2 separate regions of the Homo sapiens genome follow, and region 2 is linked to region 1. A link is a loop called in an ENCODE intact Hi-C map of the cell type or tissue named here. Cell type or tissue: OCI-LY7. All regions are shown on one strand. Each heading gives the region's core, and the rest is flanking DNA. Links, peaks and the distances in the headings are about the cores only.

Region 1 (8,322 bases), core at 17-8,016:
CACCTTTGCCACCCAGTTGGGCTCTGATCCTAAGGCCCCATCTCAGGCTCCTTGAGCCTCAACACCGGAGCTTGACCCAGGCTCAGGAGCTGGGCTAGTTGACAGCCATGCTTCCTGGGGCTGGACACAATAGTGGCTGTGTGGGATTGCCCTGCCACTGCTAGGCTCTGCCCCTGCCATGCAGGACACCTCCCATGTTGCAGGCACTTACATTTCTCCATGGTGGCATTTCCAAGGGTCTGGCTGGAGTTGGCCTCTGCTCTGGACATGGAGGTGGGAGCCTAGATCAGGAGGAGGGTGACTTAGTGAATTAGGAAAACACAGCCTGAGGTTGGGGCTGAGATGGGAGTTAGGGAGAGATGGGGAAGATGGAGATGGGCCTCCTGCTCTGTGACCATGGATGGGTCTCTTGCCCTCTCTGAGCCTGTCTCTTCCACTGAGGACATGTGGATGAAAGTGCCTGCCACACAAGAATCTGGTCCTCTGTGTGTTCTGCCCTGTCACTCCACTGGCCCAGCTCTCCCTGGGGCCACATCCAGTGGCTTCCTGTCTTTCTTTTCCTCCCTCTCTCAGTGGCATTGGGTGCTGCTGAACATGTTCCTCTTTTTCTGAAAACTCCCCCTTCCTCATCTTTTATTACCCATCCCTTTCTCGGTGCCCCTTCCCCAGCATCCTGGCTCCTTCCTCTCCTCCAAGACACCCTTAGCTCAAGCTCCATTCTCCTCTAGATCAATTCCTTATCCTCAGGGGGTGTAAGGGGACAGAGGGCCCAGCCCACACGTCTCTTCTGCCCACCTACTGTCAGTGAGACAAAGGGGCTCCCCAGGGAGGCCCTACAATTCAGAAGGCCACAGGTCCGGGCCGGTAACCTAAGTGAGCAGCTCGGGCTGTGTGTGGAAGAGGTGGGGAGAGTTTCTGCTGGGCCTGTAGAGTCAGCAGTAGCTACTCAGCTCCTGATCACTGTCACCATCCAGGGACGCAGCCTAGTGTGGCTAAATTGCCCAATTTCTATGAGAAAAGCCACAACTCTGAAGTTCTAGATGAAATCTCCCAATCTGGGCCAGGTGCAGTGTGGCTCATGGCTGTAATCCCAGCACTTTGGGGGGCTGAGGTGAGAGGATTACTCGAGGCCAGGAGTGGGAGGCCATCTTGGGCAACATAGCAAGACCTTGTCTCCACAAAGAAAATTAGGGCATGGTGGTGTACACCTGTAGTCCTAGCTACTCAGGAGGTTGGAGCAGGAGGATCTCTTGAGCCCAGGTGGTCGAGGCTGGAGTGAGCTATGATCATGCCCCTGCACTCCAGCTTGAGTGACAGAGCAAGACCTTATCTCAAAAAATGAAAAACTCCCGAAAGCAACAAACTCCCAATCTGTAAATATTGGCGACCACTTTGAGTTATCTTTTACAATTCAATGAAGGTCAGCAGAAGCAGGCCAGTCTGGCCTGTGGACAACTCATTTGTAGCCTTGTTGGGTTAAGAAGTTATTTATTTATTTATTTATTTATTTTGAGACAGAGTTTTTGTTCTGTTGCCCAGTCTGGAGTCCAGTGGCACAATCTCGGCTCACTGCAACCTCCGCCTCCTGGGTTCAAGCGATTCTCCCGCTTCCACCTCCCGAGTAGCTAGGGTTACAGGCCCCTGCCACCACGCCCAGCTAATTTTTTGTATTTTTAGTAGAGATGGGGTTTCGCCATGTTGGCCAGGCTGATCTCGAACTCCTGACCTCAGGTGATTCACCCACCTCGGCCTCCCAAGGTGCTGGGATTACAGGTGTGAGCCACCATGCTGGCCAAGGTAAGAACTTTTATGGCGTCTGGTGTAACATCCGGGTTTATTTTAGCGGGATGTGCTCCCTTGAATGGGGCAATGTGCTCTTCTGTGCTCCCAGTTCGCCACATCAGGGCCTTGGGGACCCATCAAGACTGGGCCTGAATGGCAGGCCAAGAAGCCTGGAAAAAATAGGCTGCGATGGGCTAGATGAGAAAACCAGGCTGGGAAAGCAACGGTAACTGCTGCGAGGGTAAGGGAGAGAGAGAGCCAGGTGTTTGCTGTTAGGCAGATCTGAGTTCAAATCCTGCTTCTTATACCAACCACCCTGGGTAAGCCATGCCACCTCTCAGAGCCTGTTTTCTCTAACGCAGGATAATAGAGGAGCTGCTGTAAAGGTTACAGGGGGAATGTGTTTAAAGCGCTCATCACAGGGCTTGGCTCATCATGAGCCTTCGGTAAACTGTCTTCTGATATGGAGTGACCCTCTCCCTCGCTGGGCCCGTTCAGGATCACATGGTTGGGAGGCTGTGTGTGTGACTGACTTCCTAGGTCAGGACCAGTGGCCCCTGCAGATGAACCTGAGAACCCTAGCCCTGTTGGGGAGGAGCCTGCTGGACCTTCCTGGGAGTACCCAGCCTGGATGCTGAGGTAGCAGACAACCCCTTGAATGAGTAGGTGCCTGGTCAACGTGTGCCCCACTGACCTAACCTGGGCTGGGCCCAGTGGTCTCTGTGGGGAGGACTGTGGGACCCTGCGAAGGCTGGAGGAGAATGGGGAACTTTACTGGGGTCCCAACTTAGGGCTGGCAGAGGCAGCAGCAGGGCCAAGCCCTCTGGGTTTTTAGAACCTTGACCTTCTTGCCTGGGACTGTGTGGCCCTGGCTGGGAGCCCAGAGACCCTAAAGTACAAGAGAGGAAGGTAAAGCTGGCAGGAGGGACAAAGCCAGGCAGAGAGTGAACTGCCGGGAGGGAGCAGGCCCTGGGGCTTCCCTGTGGGGCAGAGGGAGAAGATGGAAACTCCAGCTTAGATAAAAGAGCTGGGAGGCCCAGGATCTGGGGGCATCTTCCCAAGATGTGCCCATCCCTGCCTGGGCCTGGGGTGGGGTAGGAGAGGCTGGAGGGGCCTGAAGCGGGTGGTGGGCTCTGTGGGAAGAACAGAATGGGCCTGTGGACAGCCCTGGGCCCATACCCCAGCTGAGCCGTTCCCAGCTGTGTGTCACCAGAGCAAACACTTAGCCTCTCTGGGCCTCAGTTTCCTCCTCTGCAGCATGAAGTCCATAATGCTACCCACCTTTTCCCAGGGGCTAGTTGGAAGCATTTTGGAAGAGGGAGTTGGGATTTAAGTGCCTATAGGGACACCCTAAATTAAAGAGGCCCCTTCTGGGGACTGAAGGAGGTGATTAAGCTCACAGGAGACTGTCAGGATGTGGGCCAGCGCAGCAGTTTCCCCCTCAGAGGAAGGGGAGCTCTAGGGCCTTTGTTCTTCTGGAAGCCGAGGGAGAGCACTGTGCCAGCAGCACCACCTGGTGGCGAAAAGGAGAACTTCTCCTTAGAGCAACACCCGCTATCTCTGGAGTCGTCTCCACGTGGCTATGGTCACCTGGTGGCCTTCAGGCCTGATGGGCAGCATGGGAAGCAGACATACATAGTAGAATGTCAGACCGGTGAGTGAGAGAGGCAACGAGATAGTCAGGATTCTACCAGGATTTGTATCCTACCTCAATTACATGGACTTGGGCAAGCCACTGCACTTCTCTGGGGCTCAGTGCTCCTCGTCTGTAAAATGGGGACGTGATAATCCCTGCCTCCCAGGTTGCAAGTCCTCAAAAGATGCTTGTTTAATCCAGGCAGGTATAGTTGACAGTCCACAGTGTGGCCACATAAGAAGGTGATTCCCAGGACGGTGTCAGGGTCCCGGGAGACTCAAGTGTCTGATCACTCAACTGCCGCTGCTGCTGCTTTCCCCATCTGGTAGGCCTTGGACTTGCCTCCTCTCCCTGGTGCATAGCTTCCCTGGAGACTGTTTCGGGCTGGTTCAGGTCCAGCATGGTGAAAGTTGGCGTCAATGGGAACAGGTTGGAAGGGAGCACGGGGAGACTCTGTGGCCCGTCTTTGGGCAGGAAGAGCCAGGACGCACTTCACACTTTGCAAGACCAAGCACATCCACTGCTGTGTGAGTCACACTCCTTCGGGGCGCTGTCCCAGAAAGGGGATGAAAGTGAGAGCTTGGGTCCCACCCACCAGCTACTCTCCAAGCCGAGGAAATGAGACCCTGCCCTGCAGAAAGCGTTTAAGGAAAGCATTTCCTGGTAGAGTGAGGAAGAGAAACCAGCTGGACAAGTGTCAGCTGCAGCCGTAGAGAAAGGCCCAAGGGCGGCCTCCCCAGAGTGAACCTGGGTGAGGATGACTTCAAGTGAGGACGTGGAGGCTGCTGGTTGAGATCTGCCGGAAGCTGCAGTAGGTGGCCGGCAGGGAGCTCAGGGGCAGTGAGGAACAGAGCTGTCTTCCATGGCTTGCTTTTTGCGAAGATCAAAGTGTGTGATTTCTCTCCCTTCCAGATTTTGCTATGAAGTAGAGAGGCTTGTGGTGAGTCAGAGAGCACTAAGAGTGCTCAGAGAGCTCGTGAGAAAGTGGTTGATGTATTAAAGAGGTCATGAAGTCAGCGTAAAAGCTGCCCGCAGGGGTTTTTTTTTATGTAAGGCTGCTTTGAACACTCAGAGGCTGAGCTGGAGCAACTTCAGATGCAAAGGAGCATCGCAGGGCGAGTCAGATGAGTGTTTTCTGTTCGCACCAGGGTAAAGGTCCAGTCACAAGAAGCAGCAAGGGGAAGGGGAAGGGGAAGGGGAAGGGGAAGGGCTTGTGCTGTGCTGTGCTGTGCTGTGGCTTGGATTTCCTCGTATCTCATTGTAAATGGAGTTATGTCTCACATGCAAGCATCAGGGAGAAGCAAATATGGTGCATTGTGGTTTGGATGAAGCATTTGCCTTTTCACAGCTGAGTAAGGAAGTGTGCTAATTGCCTGCTTCCTCATCAGCCTGGCATAATGGGTGGTCCATGAGCATCCACTTGATTCAAACAGATCTTCCCAGTATTAGAAGCAGCAGAAACAGTGCAGAAGGACAAGGGACTCCCGCCTGTGGCAGTCTCCAGGAGAAGGAACCCCCGATGCCAGCACAAGCGGCTGTTAACATCTCCAAGGAGTTCTCCACGCAGCTCACCTTCCTGTTACTTTCCTTGGTATCCTTATAGCACTCTGCCTCTTCCCCACGTTACCTGGGTCCCAAAACATGGCCCAGCTGAGTCACTAACCCCTCTAGGGTGCTCAGGCCCTGACATGGTAGGATAAGCTCTGGCACGTTTCTTAGCCTCTCTGAACCTGTGTCTCTACCTGTGAAACCCAAGGGTTGCGCTGGATCAGCGGTTCTCAAACTTGAGCACTGAGCACACCTAGAGGAACTGCTGAAGCATAGGCCATTGGCCCCGCTCCCAGGGGTTTCCAGATTCAGTAGGTCTAGGGAAGGGCAGGGTGATTTGCATCTCTAATAGGTTCCCACACGGCACACAAGATGCTGGCCTGGGACCACACTTCAAGAACCACTGGGCTAGATCAATTACATAACAACTTTAATTGATTGGTGATGTCTGCCTAAGGCGATGTGGGAAGTTGGGAGGAATTAGCAATGTTAACTGTAAGCACAGTAGAAGGGCCACATATTTGCCCTCTCCTGGCTAAATGATCTTCAAGGTCTATCTGGAGCATTTTGAACAGACAATGAAACCAAGAGTCTGAAGAGGGAGTCCTCTTACCTGGGGTTAGGCCTGGGACTCACCTGTAAGGAGTCTGGGTGGCACCAGATCTGGATGAGACTGTGGTTCCTCAGGGACTCATCACCAGTGGCAATGCTGGTTATCACAGACTCGTCCAGCTGTGGGCAAGATGTGGGCAGGGGGAGTGAAGGAGGCTGGGTCCCTTGTTACCCCCACCCTCACCCCATGCCAGGCCCTGCTGTCACCTGGATGATGAGCTTCGTGAAGGGCTCTGTGATGATCTTGAGCAGGTCAGGAGCATCACGGCCACCATGGATGTTGAAGGAGGCCACCACAAGTCGAGTGATGTGGTGCAGGTAGCCAGTGGCAGCCTCCAGGGGCAGCAGGACCAGCACTGACAGCCAGTTAAAGCAGTCATGCACCGTGGCCCCCGCGAAGGCCCTGGGCAGGGAGGCCACATTGCAAGGCAGGCTCGAGCCAGTGCACAGTCACGCCTGGGGTTCCTGGCATCTGGGGCTGTCCTCCCCCAGGCACGAGCCCCCAACCCCCAGCCCCCCTCACCGCCGGAAGTCAGTCCTGTCCCCCGCCTGCATCAGGGCCACGATGGTGTTGGTGACAGAGGTGCCGATGTTGGAGCCCATGATGATGGGGATGGCAGAGCTCACCTCCAGCACTGGTAGAAGAGAAGACGTCCTAATGAATTTGACGGTCACCCAGCTCCTGCACCACCACAACTCCTGTCAGGCCCCCCACCCACGTCCCAGTCCCCAGTGGCCGCTCCTGCCATGCTGCTGAGTCTGCCTAACGTTGGCGTCACAGGTGCATGTGGGCACGGGCTGTGCGTTTACAGGTGTGTGCATTCATCCATGCGAGTAGATGTACACGTGCTGCACATGGTGTATGGATGTGAACGTGTGTGCGTGTGAGGCCTTCGTTATGAGGGCTCGTGGGCTCATGTCCTATGTGCAAATAGAGATTTGTGCTTGTGTGTGCACACATGCCCCAGAGTGTGATGGTTAGTTTTTTTGTTTGTTTGTTTTGAGACAGAGTCTCGCTCTGTCGCCCAGGCTGGAGTGCAGTGGCATGATCTCGGCTCACTGCAAGCTCTGCCTCCTGGGTTCATGCCATTCTCCTGCCTCAGCCTCCTGAGTAGCTGGGACTGCAGACACCTGCCACCACGCCTGGCTAATGCTTTTTGGTTTTTGTTGTTTTTTTTTTTTGTATTTTTAGTAGAGACAGGGTTTCACCGTGTTAGCCAGGGTGGTCTCGATCTACTGACCTCGTGATCTGCCCCCCTCAGCCTCCCAAAGTGCTGGGATTACAGGCATGAGCCACTGCGCCCGGCCAGTGATGGTTAGTTTTATGTGTCAACTTAGCTAGGCTGTGGTACCCAGTTATTCAACCCAACACTAGCCTGGGTGTTCTGTAAGGTGTTTTGTAGATGCAATTCACGTCTACAGTCAGCTGACTTTAAGAAAAGGAGATTATCCTTGGTAACCTGGGTCAGCCTAATCCAATAGAATGAAAGGCCTCAAGCAGAACTGAGGCTTCCCTGAGAAAGGAGAAACGCTGCCCTGTCTGGACTGCAGTGTCGGCGCCCACCTGAGAGTTCCCGCCTGCCCTTCCAATGCCCTGGCCTACGGATTCCTGACTTGCCCAGACAAACTACCATCGGGGAAGCCAGTTCCTTGCCATAAATCATCTGGGTCACATACAGCTACAGTTGGGCTCCTCTCATGTCCCTGGCTGATACAGGAGTCAAGCTGAATGGAGGCCAGCCTTACTGGGGTCACGCTCCCCATTTGCCACCCTTCCCAGCTCCTGGGGTGCCCCTCCAAGCTCTTCCCCACCCTGGTGGGCCAACTCACAGCCAGAGGAGACCATGCTGACGATGATGGATGTGGAGGTGCTGGAGCTCTGCACCAGCACGGTCACCAGGATCCCCACCACCAGCCCGGCCACCGGGTTGGACAGGATGGCGTTATCCTTGAAGATGTCACCAGCCACCTTCCCTGGGGAGCATGAGCCAGCGTTGTCCAAGGCCCTTCAGGAACCCCTCCCAGGTCTCCTCCACCCGGGCCCTACCTCCAGCCAGCTGGAAGGCCGAGCTGAGCATGTCCAGGGAGCAGACGAAGAGGTAGAGGAAGGTGAGCATCAGTGGCACCTTGAGCAGCATGGCGCCAGCCTGGCGCAGCTTGGGGACCAGCCTGGACTCTGGATGGGGGAAGCCATGAGCATAGTGGGCAGAGGCCAGGGCAGGGACTGCTGCCGCCTCTGCCACCCCCAGCCCAGGCCCACCTGGCTTCTGCTCCTCCTCCAGGGCCAGCTTGGCAGGCAGTGGTTCATGGCGCTCCAGGACCTCCCCACAGGGGCAGGTGTGCTCAGCAAGGGCCACAGGGCCCAGGCTGGGGAAGGCATAGGCAGAGGTCCCCGGGATCCTGTGTAGGACTAGGGAGGGAGCCTGGTCAGGAGCCCCAGGGCCCCAAAGTGGGGAGGCGGGGAGGAACAGGCGGGGGAAGTGGCCTCATCCGGGATGTGGGCAACCGTGGGCAACCAGGGTCCAGGGTGTGGGAGCAGCACTTACCCTGAGGGCTGGGCACGTAGGCAAAGGCCGTCCCTCGCATCACATGCCCCCCACGGACTGGGAGTGGGGAGACAGCAGGGGACCCCAGCCTCTCTCCGTAGGACAACATCCTGGGCACCCACTATGAGGTCTGCAGGTCAGTGGGTCTCAGCAACGCTGAATGACAATAGCTGTGTCCGGGACACTCATGCCCACACA
Region 2 (8,322 bases), core at 323-8,322, 72 kb after region 1:
ACCTGGGAGGCAGAGGTTGCAGTGAGCCGAGATTGTACCACTGCACTCCAGCCTGGTGACAGAGCGAGACTCTGTCTCAAAAAAAAAAAAAAAAAAAAAAAAAAAAAAAAAATATATATATATATATATATACACACACACACACACACACACACACACACATATATAAAAAACTGTATATAATTATATGTAATTAATATAACAACAAAAATTACATAGACAATTTTATATAATTTCTGTGTATATGAGATATATATTATGTGTGTATATGACTGAGGAAGCCAAGCTCATAGGCCTGTGGAGTGAAGTGTTTCCTCAGAGACCAGGCATGCTGTTGGAAACATGAGGGAAGAATAAGCAGTTAGAACCACCTGGAGACACGGATATGCAACTTTTTAGTTGACATAAAGGACTCAATATAGGGGTTGATAACAAAATGGATTCACCAAATTAGTTGAAGATCAACTAATTTGAAGATCAGATCAAAGATCAGAGGACCTTGGGAGGAAACACAGAGATGGAGATTTATAAAGAGATTTATAAAGAGGAGATTTTTAAAGAGAATGGGCCCGGCATGATGGCTCATGCCTGTAATCCCAGTACTTTGGGAGGCCGAGGCAGGCGGATCACGAAGTTGAGATCGAGACCATCTTGGCCAACATGTTGAAACCCCGTCTCTACTAAAAATACAAAAAAATTAGCTGGGTGTGGTGGCGTGTGCCTGTAGTCCCAGCTACTTGGGAGGCTGAAGCCGGAGAATGGCTTGAACCTGGGAGGCAGAGGTTGCAGTGAGCCGAGATCGTGCCACTGCACTCTAGCCTGGTGACAGAGCGAGACTCTGTCTGAAAAAAAAAAAAAAATTAAAAAAATACAAAATTAGACGGGCATGGTGGTGCGTGCCTGTAGTCCCAGCTACTCGGGAGGCTGAGGCAGGAGAATCACTTGAACCTGGGAGGCGGAGGTTGCAGTGAGCTGAGATCGTGCCACTGCACTCCAGCCTGGGCAACAGAGTAAGGCTCTGTCTCAAAAAAAAAAAAAAAAAAAAAAAAAAAGAAAAGAAAAAAAGGAATATGGAGAATATAAATGGAAATCAGCAACCAAAAGATAACTGAAAAAATCCTTTGTATCTGGAAACTAAAAACATACTACCAAATAACATTCGGACTTAAGAATAAATCATAATGAAAGCCCCACACTAAAAGAGGAAAGCTTCAGGACCTGGCTAAAGGAAGAGAGGTTTGTGGCTGGAACAAGAACATTTGCAGGGTGCCCGGATCCCTTGAAGAGGACACCCTGACACTGACCGTGGGAACAGCCTACGCTACACATGCAGGCGTTCAGGTGGAGTACTCTTCCCATACTCCAGAGAACAGGCTGAAACTTTTGACTCAGCAAAGGCCAGAAGGAAAAGGGGAAGTGGTTTATCAAGTGCCTGCTGGAGCATATAACATCCCAGACACTGAGCACTTGCATACAAGTGACCGACATGGCTGGCCCCACCGCTTGCCAGTGCTGCCTGGTCAGTGGGTTAGACTCATCCCATGACGCTAGCAGGGTAGTTGCTCTTGTTGTCTTTGGAAGGACCTTTTCTCTCCTTTTCTTTTTTGAGATGGAGTCTTGCTCTTGTTGCCTAGGCTTTAGTGCAATGGCACAGTCTTGGCTCATTGCAACCTCCGCCTCCTGGGTTCAAGCGATTCTCCTGCCTCAGCCTCCCGAGTAGCTGGGATTACAGGCATGTGCCACCACACCCGGCTAATTTTGTATTTTTAGTAGAGACGAGGTTTCTCCATGTTACTCAGGCTGGTATCAAACTCCCGACCTTAGGTGATCCACCTGCTTTGGCCTCCCAGAGTGCTGGGATTACAGGCGTGAGCCACCATGCCCGGCCATGGAAGGACTTTTTCAAGAAACCGATGTGGTCAGTTTTCCGTATACCTCCAGGTGTTCTGTTCTGGCGTCTGGGTGCTCCACCAGCACGGAGAAAGACGAGTGCCCTGTGGCCTGAGTCCCAGGCACTGAACACTCTAGCCTGGGCAGCAGCTCCGGGAGGACTCAGCTTCCCGAGCACCGCCCTCAGGTTGGGAATCCACAGCAGCACCCACAACACACCACACAGTGCACCAGCCATCAAGGGGGCGCACAAATGACCAGGGCTGCCTTCCAGGCAATGGCCACTGCCTGGTGGATCCAGTTAGTAAGCCAAGAGCAGTTTGAGGACATACCATCTCCATCTGGCATCAAACCACCCTGCTCACTGCGCCAGTTGTTGTAAGGACACCTTGGATTTGTTGTCCTTAGATATGATGTAACAGACACAGAAATGACTGCCATGGTGGGAAGAAGCTTATACTCACAGTTCCCTAGAAACAGGCGGCACCGCACACTAACACGGGCCACACGGGGAAGCACCAGTGTTGGTCGGGGGCAGAGGGAGGGAGGGGAACTGTGGGGCAAGAGCCTTTATTGTGGTTTGCTTAGGAAGGAACCTGAGAGGCAGAGTGAGCAGGTCTAGGATTGCCTAGCTTGAATAATTTCAATGGGTTTGGGGTAGGATGTCCCTAGTTGTCCAGTCTCTGGGGGATAGTGGTGCAGCGTGTAAGAGCCCAGTAAAGGAGGTGGTTGGAAGGTATGGGCTCTGGATTGGTTAGTATGAATATGAAAGGCACGGCACGCTTGCAGGTGAGTGAGTGAGTTACTATCTCTAGGAATTGGATGAGAGGATGGAGTATGATGAACCTTTGATTCCTGGAGGGCCATGAGTTCACTGTGGTATGGAAATGCAGCTGTGCTGTGATCAGTTAGTGGAGGCAAAAATTAATAATGAATTTTAGAAATGATGGATGCAACTCCCAAGGAGTTAGTTCACTGGACGTATAAGGAAATGCAAAGTAACTAGAAACAAGCTAAATATACCATCCTATTGTTCTCTGTAGCAACAATGAAGGCAAAAGATGGTGATAGGGCAGATCCTGAGATTGGGCCAAGCTTGGATTGTGGCTGGTCTGAGCTACAGCTATTCCCAGGGCCACTTTTGAGGGGGAAAATTATGCTGAAACAACAGTGAAGATGGTTAGAATGATTCACAAGAGAGTGGGGAAAACAAAGGGAAGAGTCAAGATACTCATCCCAGCAGGATGGAATCTTTAAAGGGTTCTTAATGAAATGGACTGAATAAAGTAGGCATTGATGGGGTCAAAACAAAGGTCATCTCCAACACCCTTGGAAGTCCTTGGGTGGACAGATGGGAGCTTCTGCTGGTCCCCCACTATTGAAGGGCCCTAAACAAATCTGATTTACTCACCTTAGTTTGGAAGATTTTAAAATGTTAGAGGGAGGCCGGCCTGTAATCCCAGCACTTTGGGAGGATCACCTGAGGTCAGGAGTTCGAGACCAGGCTGACCAACATGGTGAAACCCCATCTCTACCAAAAATACAAAAAAATGGTCAGGCGTGGGGGCACACGCCTGTAATCCCAGCACTTTGGGAGGCTGAGGCGGGCGGATCATGAGGTCAGGAGATCGAGATCATCCTGGCTAACACGGTGAAACCCTGTCTCTACTAAAAATACAAAAAGTTAGCCGGGTGTGGTGGCACGTGCCTGTAGTCCCAGTTACTTGGGAGGCTGAGGCAGGAGAACCGCTTGAACCCAGGAGGCAGAGGTTGCAGTGAGCTGAGATCACACCATTGCACTCCAGCCTGGGCAACAAGAGCAAAACTCTGTCTAAAAAGCAAACAAACAAACAAACAGACAAACTAGCCAGGCATGGTGGCGGGTGCCTGTAATCCCAGCTACTCAGGAGGCTGAGGCAGGAGAATCGCTTGAACCCAGGAGGCAGAGGTTGCAGTAAGCTGAGATCGCGCCATTGCGCTCCAGCCTGGGCGACAGAGTGAGACTCCGTCTCCAGGAAAAAAAAAAAAGGCCAGAGGGAAAGATGACAAGGAGAAAGCTGATAGGTAGTCACCTGGGGCAATTGTGCCACAATCTAATCAAGATAATGACTGACACCCACTGCGGACCCAAGGCCATGTGGACATGAGCCGGTGAAATGGTCAGGGGCTGCAGGAGAGACTTTACTGGGACACCTTTTTGTGGAACCCAAGCTCTGTGATTCCAAAATCTATTTGTGAAGTCCCAATGGGAGCGAGAGTTCGACTGGGAGAATATGGGAATGTGATACCTGATGGAATGGAAACGGTGAGGGTTGAGCAGGCTTTATGCAAAGCGACTGCAGCTCCTTTACCTGAATGTACTATGGGGGTGGATATTGGGTCTGGCTGAGGTGTTTCTCTTACCTAGCATGCTAAAGCGGAAGGCATGTGAATCTCCCCACCTGCCAATATTGATTGGATGTACTTGATGGAAACCAGTAAGATTGCCCAAGCCTGTGCAAGTTGTTCATTTGTTGTACCGTAGCCCCGCTGAGGAGCAGACTGGACCTGAGGGCAAAAGCCGGAGTGCCACCTAGTGGCAACCACTGGGATTTTGGACCAGGAAATTTCCATTTGACTAACTTGCTATTGGATTTAATTAAAGTCCAATTGCCCCTATGACTTAAGGACATAAAATAACCTTGAAACCTGAAATACTTATAATTTCTTGGGTGATGTTGGGGAAATACTCTGATAGGAGGGCAGTGCCCAGAAGGGTCCATCATCATTTGGAAATGATTTTTCTGGAAACATGCTATCTGGGGAATGCAAGAAGGCCGTCCCAAGTGGGTGCCTCTTCCCCCACAGGCAACTTCAGAGCCACCTAAGGAGTTTCACGGGCCACATGGGCAGTGAGTGCCCTATGAACAGCTCTCTATTGACCAACAAGAGCCGCCTGGTTTATGGATGACAGGCGGCTTTCAAGGTGACAGGACAGCTTCCTATCTGGAAGACCATCAAAGAAGGTAAAAACAAATCACCTCAGCAGGTTGAATTGACTGGTGTTTGTGCTACATCTCACGGGCAGTGGCCAACCTGCCCGCACAGTCAGCAGAAGGGCAATGGAAAACTGGCCTATTAGTGATCCCACTAATAGGTCCACATGGGCCTGTGGACATCATTATGGGAGTCGGAGGGGTACATTAAAGTAGGACGTTTGATGTTCATCAGAAGAACCCCATTCCAGGATCAGGGGGTGATTGGATTCAGTCAGTGGATATTCTGGTGTGCTCACTTAAGGAGGCCTCATGATATGAGGGACATACGGGGTTGCCACAGTGCAGGGATGGACTGAGTCTAGACATGTTCCCCTTGCACCCTCTGAGGCACAAAACACCAGTAACTGTTCTGTCTGTCAACGAGAGGCTTGATAGGCAAGTCACACTGAAGCCTGTAGCCCCAGGAAGTGTAAGTCGTGGCAGGAACAGTCACTCTGCACACTGGGCTCAGCTTCCCTGTGGTAGATGCAAATGCTCACAGCACAGTAAAAGGACTGGAACTCAGCTGAGCGCAGTGGCTCACGCCTGTAATCCCAGCATTTTAGGAGGCCGAGGTGGGCAGATCACCTGAGGTCAGGAGTGCGAGACCAGCCTGGCCAACATGGTGAAACCCTGTCTCTACTAAAAATATAAAAATTAGCCGGGCATGGTGGCAGGTGCCTGTAATCTCAGCTACTTGGGAGGCTGAGGCAAGGGAATCGCTTGAACCCAGGAGGTGGAGGTTGCAGTGAGCCGAGACCGCGCCATCCATTGCCCTCCAGCCTGGGGGACAAGAGCGAGACTTCATCTCAAAAAAAAAAAAAAAAAGGTACCAATTTGGACTCTGCCAGGTCACATTTCTTCAGACCAAGGAACACATTTTACAGCACATAGTGTCCAACAGTGGCGGAGACATCCTCCCCAGAGTGATGGTTTGATGAAGAATTGGAATAGGCAAGTGAAACATTTGTTGACTGAAATAGGAAAAGCCAGGCAAGGTGGCTCATGCCTGTAATCCTAGCACTTTGGGAGGCCGAGGCAGACGGATTGCTTGAGCTCAAGAGTTTGAGACCAGCCTGGGCAACAATGGCAAAATCCTGTCTCTACAAAAAATACAAAAAATTAGCTGGGCGTGGTGTTGCACACCTGTAATCCTAGCTACTCAGGAGGCTGAGGCAGGAGGATCACCTGAGCCTGCGAGGTCAAGGCTGTAGTGAGCTGTGTTCATACCACTGCACTCCAGCCTGGGCAACAAAGTAAGACCCTTCATATATTACCAAGTTGGGCAACATACATGAAATTGGGGTTAGAGTAGGGAAGTATGGGTAGAATAAGACAGGAAAAATATTTGAAGAGATAAGAACTGAAAACTTTTGCAGAAGCTCAAGACACCCCAGGCAAGGCAAGCACCAAGAAAACCACACCCAGGCGTGTCACAGCCAACAGTTGAAAACCAAAGGTGAAGAGAAAATATTAAAAGCAGATAGAGGATAACAATACATTATATCCAGTGGAAAAATAAGACTTTCAGCTGACTTAGAAAAAATGCAAATCAGGCCGGGTGCGGTGGCTCAAGCCAGTAATCCCAACACTTTGGGAGACTGAGGGGGGCAAATCACCTGAGGTCAGGAGTTCAAGACCAGCTTGGCCAACATGGTGAAACCCCATCTCTACAAAAAATAAAAAAATTAGGCATGGTGGCATGCAGCTGTGGTCCCAGCTACTTGGGAGGCTGAGGCGGGAGAATTGCTTGAGCCCAGCAGGTCAAGGCTGCAATGAGCCCTCATTGTGTCACTGCACTCCAGCTGGGTGACAGCAGAAGACCCCACCTCAAAAAAAAAAAAAAAAAAAATGGCCATACTACTGAGCCTACAGAGGCCTGTTTGCAGTGTTCCTCCCCGGATAGCAGGGGCTGCCAGGCACTTCTGAGACCTGTCTAGCCAGGGCTGGCCTCTTGGCTTAGCCCCTGTGACACCAAGCGAGGGACCGGCTGGCACCCAACTCCTGATCATTATGCTGCACTGCCACAACAGCTGGGGTTGGCGGGGGGGGGGGGTGCGTTCCAGAGGTGGCCTCTGTGTGGGGGTCTGCTGACTGCTTCTTCTGACATCCTATGGGCATGGAGACACAGGCCCACCAGCCCTTCCCTACCCCTTGCCTATGGCTTGGCCAAGCCCCTGTTCGGCATTGGTTTGCTCTGTCGCTGAGGTCGTAGTCTGCAGGAAGAGGCTGACCCTGAGAGATGCAGGGCCCACTGCTACTTGGGAGAATGCGCTGAAGGAGGGAGGCCTGGGAACCTCCTGGAGCAAGTGACATTGAGCAGAGATGGCAGAGGCAGGGAGGTGGGCAAGGCCATGGCATGTCCCCTGCCCAGCTCAAACTTTGTCCTGAAGGCCATGGGAGCGTGGGCCTTCAGCGGGGGCATGAGGCCTTCAGTGGGGGCGTGACCTGGTTAGCTCTGTGACTGGGGAGTGCTGCTCTCTGGGAGAGGGGAGGCTGCGGGCAGCCCAGGGAGGAGGCTGGGCAGGGTTCCAGGGTCGGAGCCAGGCTCCCGACTCCCCCGATGACTCTTCCTTGCAGGGGAGAAGGGGAAAGGGATCTGGGGAACGCAGGGCCATCTCCTCCTGCACCATGGAGTGTCCATGGAGTGGAGGAGGACGGTGAGCCCAGGATTGGCTCCCCTCTTCAAGGGGTCCTAACTGGGACAAAGGCCTGGGGCGGGGGGGTCTCCCTTCTCCCCTTCCACTCAGGGCACAGATGCAGACTCTGTCCTTGGAGCCCAGAGGACCATAGACCCGGGTAGAGTCTGCACTGCAAGTACAGGCAGCAGAACCCCAGTTACAGTGGGCTGGTGGAGGCAGGAGGTCACAGGGCGAAGCGCAGGACCCTGCGGACTCCAGGGCAGAGGATCTGGGCTGGTCACTGCTGGGGGGGCACTGCAGCTCCTCTGTCCAGTCCTGTGCCTAGAGGCCACTAGCTCTAGCATTTTCTCACAGGGGCCCAGGGGACATCCAAGGGCTTGGGGCAGGATCCCTGCTGGTCCAGGCTGGATCCCCCCATGCCCCGTCCCATCCTGTTCCTGGGGAGGTATTGTTCCTGTCTGGCCTGGCCGGTGGCCTTGACCCCAGCCCACATGCTGTCCCTGGCTCAAAACCGCTCTGCAGCTCCTAGGATGAAGTCCAAACTCCTTGACATGAGCCCTCCAGCCCCTCTGCAGCCCCACCCCGACTCCCACCACCTCCTGGCCATGTCTTCAGCTCACATATGCTTCCTTCTTTCCCTTTGCTGAAAATTCTCCTCCTTCAGAACCTCCCCACCCCTATCCCACCCAGACTGGAGGCCAGGCCACCTAGGGCCCAGACATCTGAGTAGGTTCGTGTCTGCACTGCATGGTGCTGACTTTAGTGAAATAAAA

What was found. A loop is a pair of places that touch in the nucleus more often than their neighbours do. Peaks named below come from ENCODE experiments on the same cell type or tissue, not always from the same donor. Only the 100,000 strongest peaks of a DNase experiment are listed, where the experiment ranks them.
Region 2: a loop joins it to region 1, with 7 times the contacts of the local background. A loop is called at or near these places in 32 of 110 quality-filtered maps.

The regions. Positions count from the first base shown.
Region 1 is chr5:177,385,653-177,393,974 of GRCh38, reverse strand. It overlaps SLC34A1 (solute carrier family 34 member 1), which reads right to left. Exons shown (of 13, transcript NM_003052.5): 2 at 8,125-8,280; 3 at 7,839-7,988; 4 at 7,626-7,754; 5 at 7,409-7,552; 6 at 6,102-6,213; 7 at 5,786-5,981; 8 at 5,603-5,698; 9 at 212-281. The coding sequence starts at 8,233. Among named protein-coding and RNA genes, the nearest start is that of SLC34A1, 5.4 kb to the right of the region's middle. RefSeq lists enhancers at 2,986-3,065, 4,316-4,365, 4,506-4,555, 1,787-4,600, 3,641-4,840 and 2 more. In OCI-LY7, for the core only: CTCF peaks have their summits at 3,107 and 3,306 (motif pointing left); DNase peaks (open chromatin) are centred at 3,264, 4,104, 4,674 and 6,394; H3K4me3 peaks cover 1,728 bases; H3K27ac peaks cover 3,105 bases.
Region 2 is chr5:177,314,204-177,322,525 of GRCh38, reverse strand. No RefSeq gene overlaps it. Among named protein-coding and RNA genes, the nearest start is that of MXD3, 6.5 kb to the right of the region's middle. RefSeq lists enhancers at 1,587-2,086, 2,087-2,588, 4,304-4,598 and a silencer at 4,304-4,598. In OCI-LY7, for the core only: CTCF peaks have their summits at 4,266 and 4,468 (motif pointing left); a DNase peak (open chromatin) is centred at 4,445.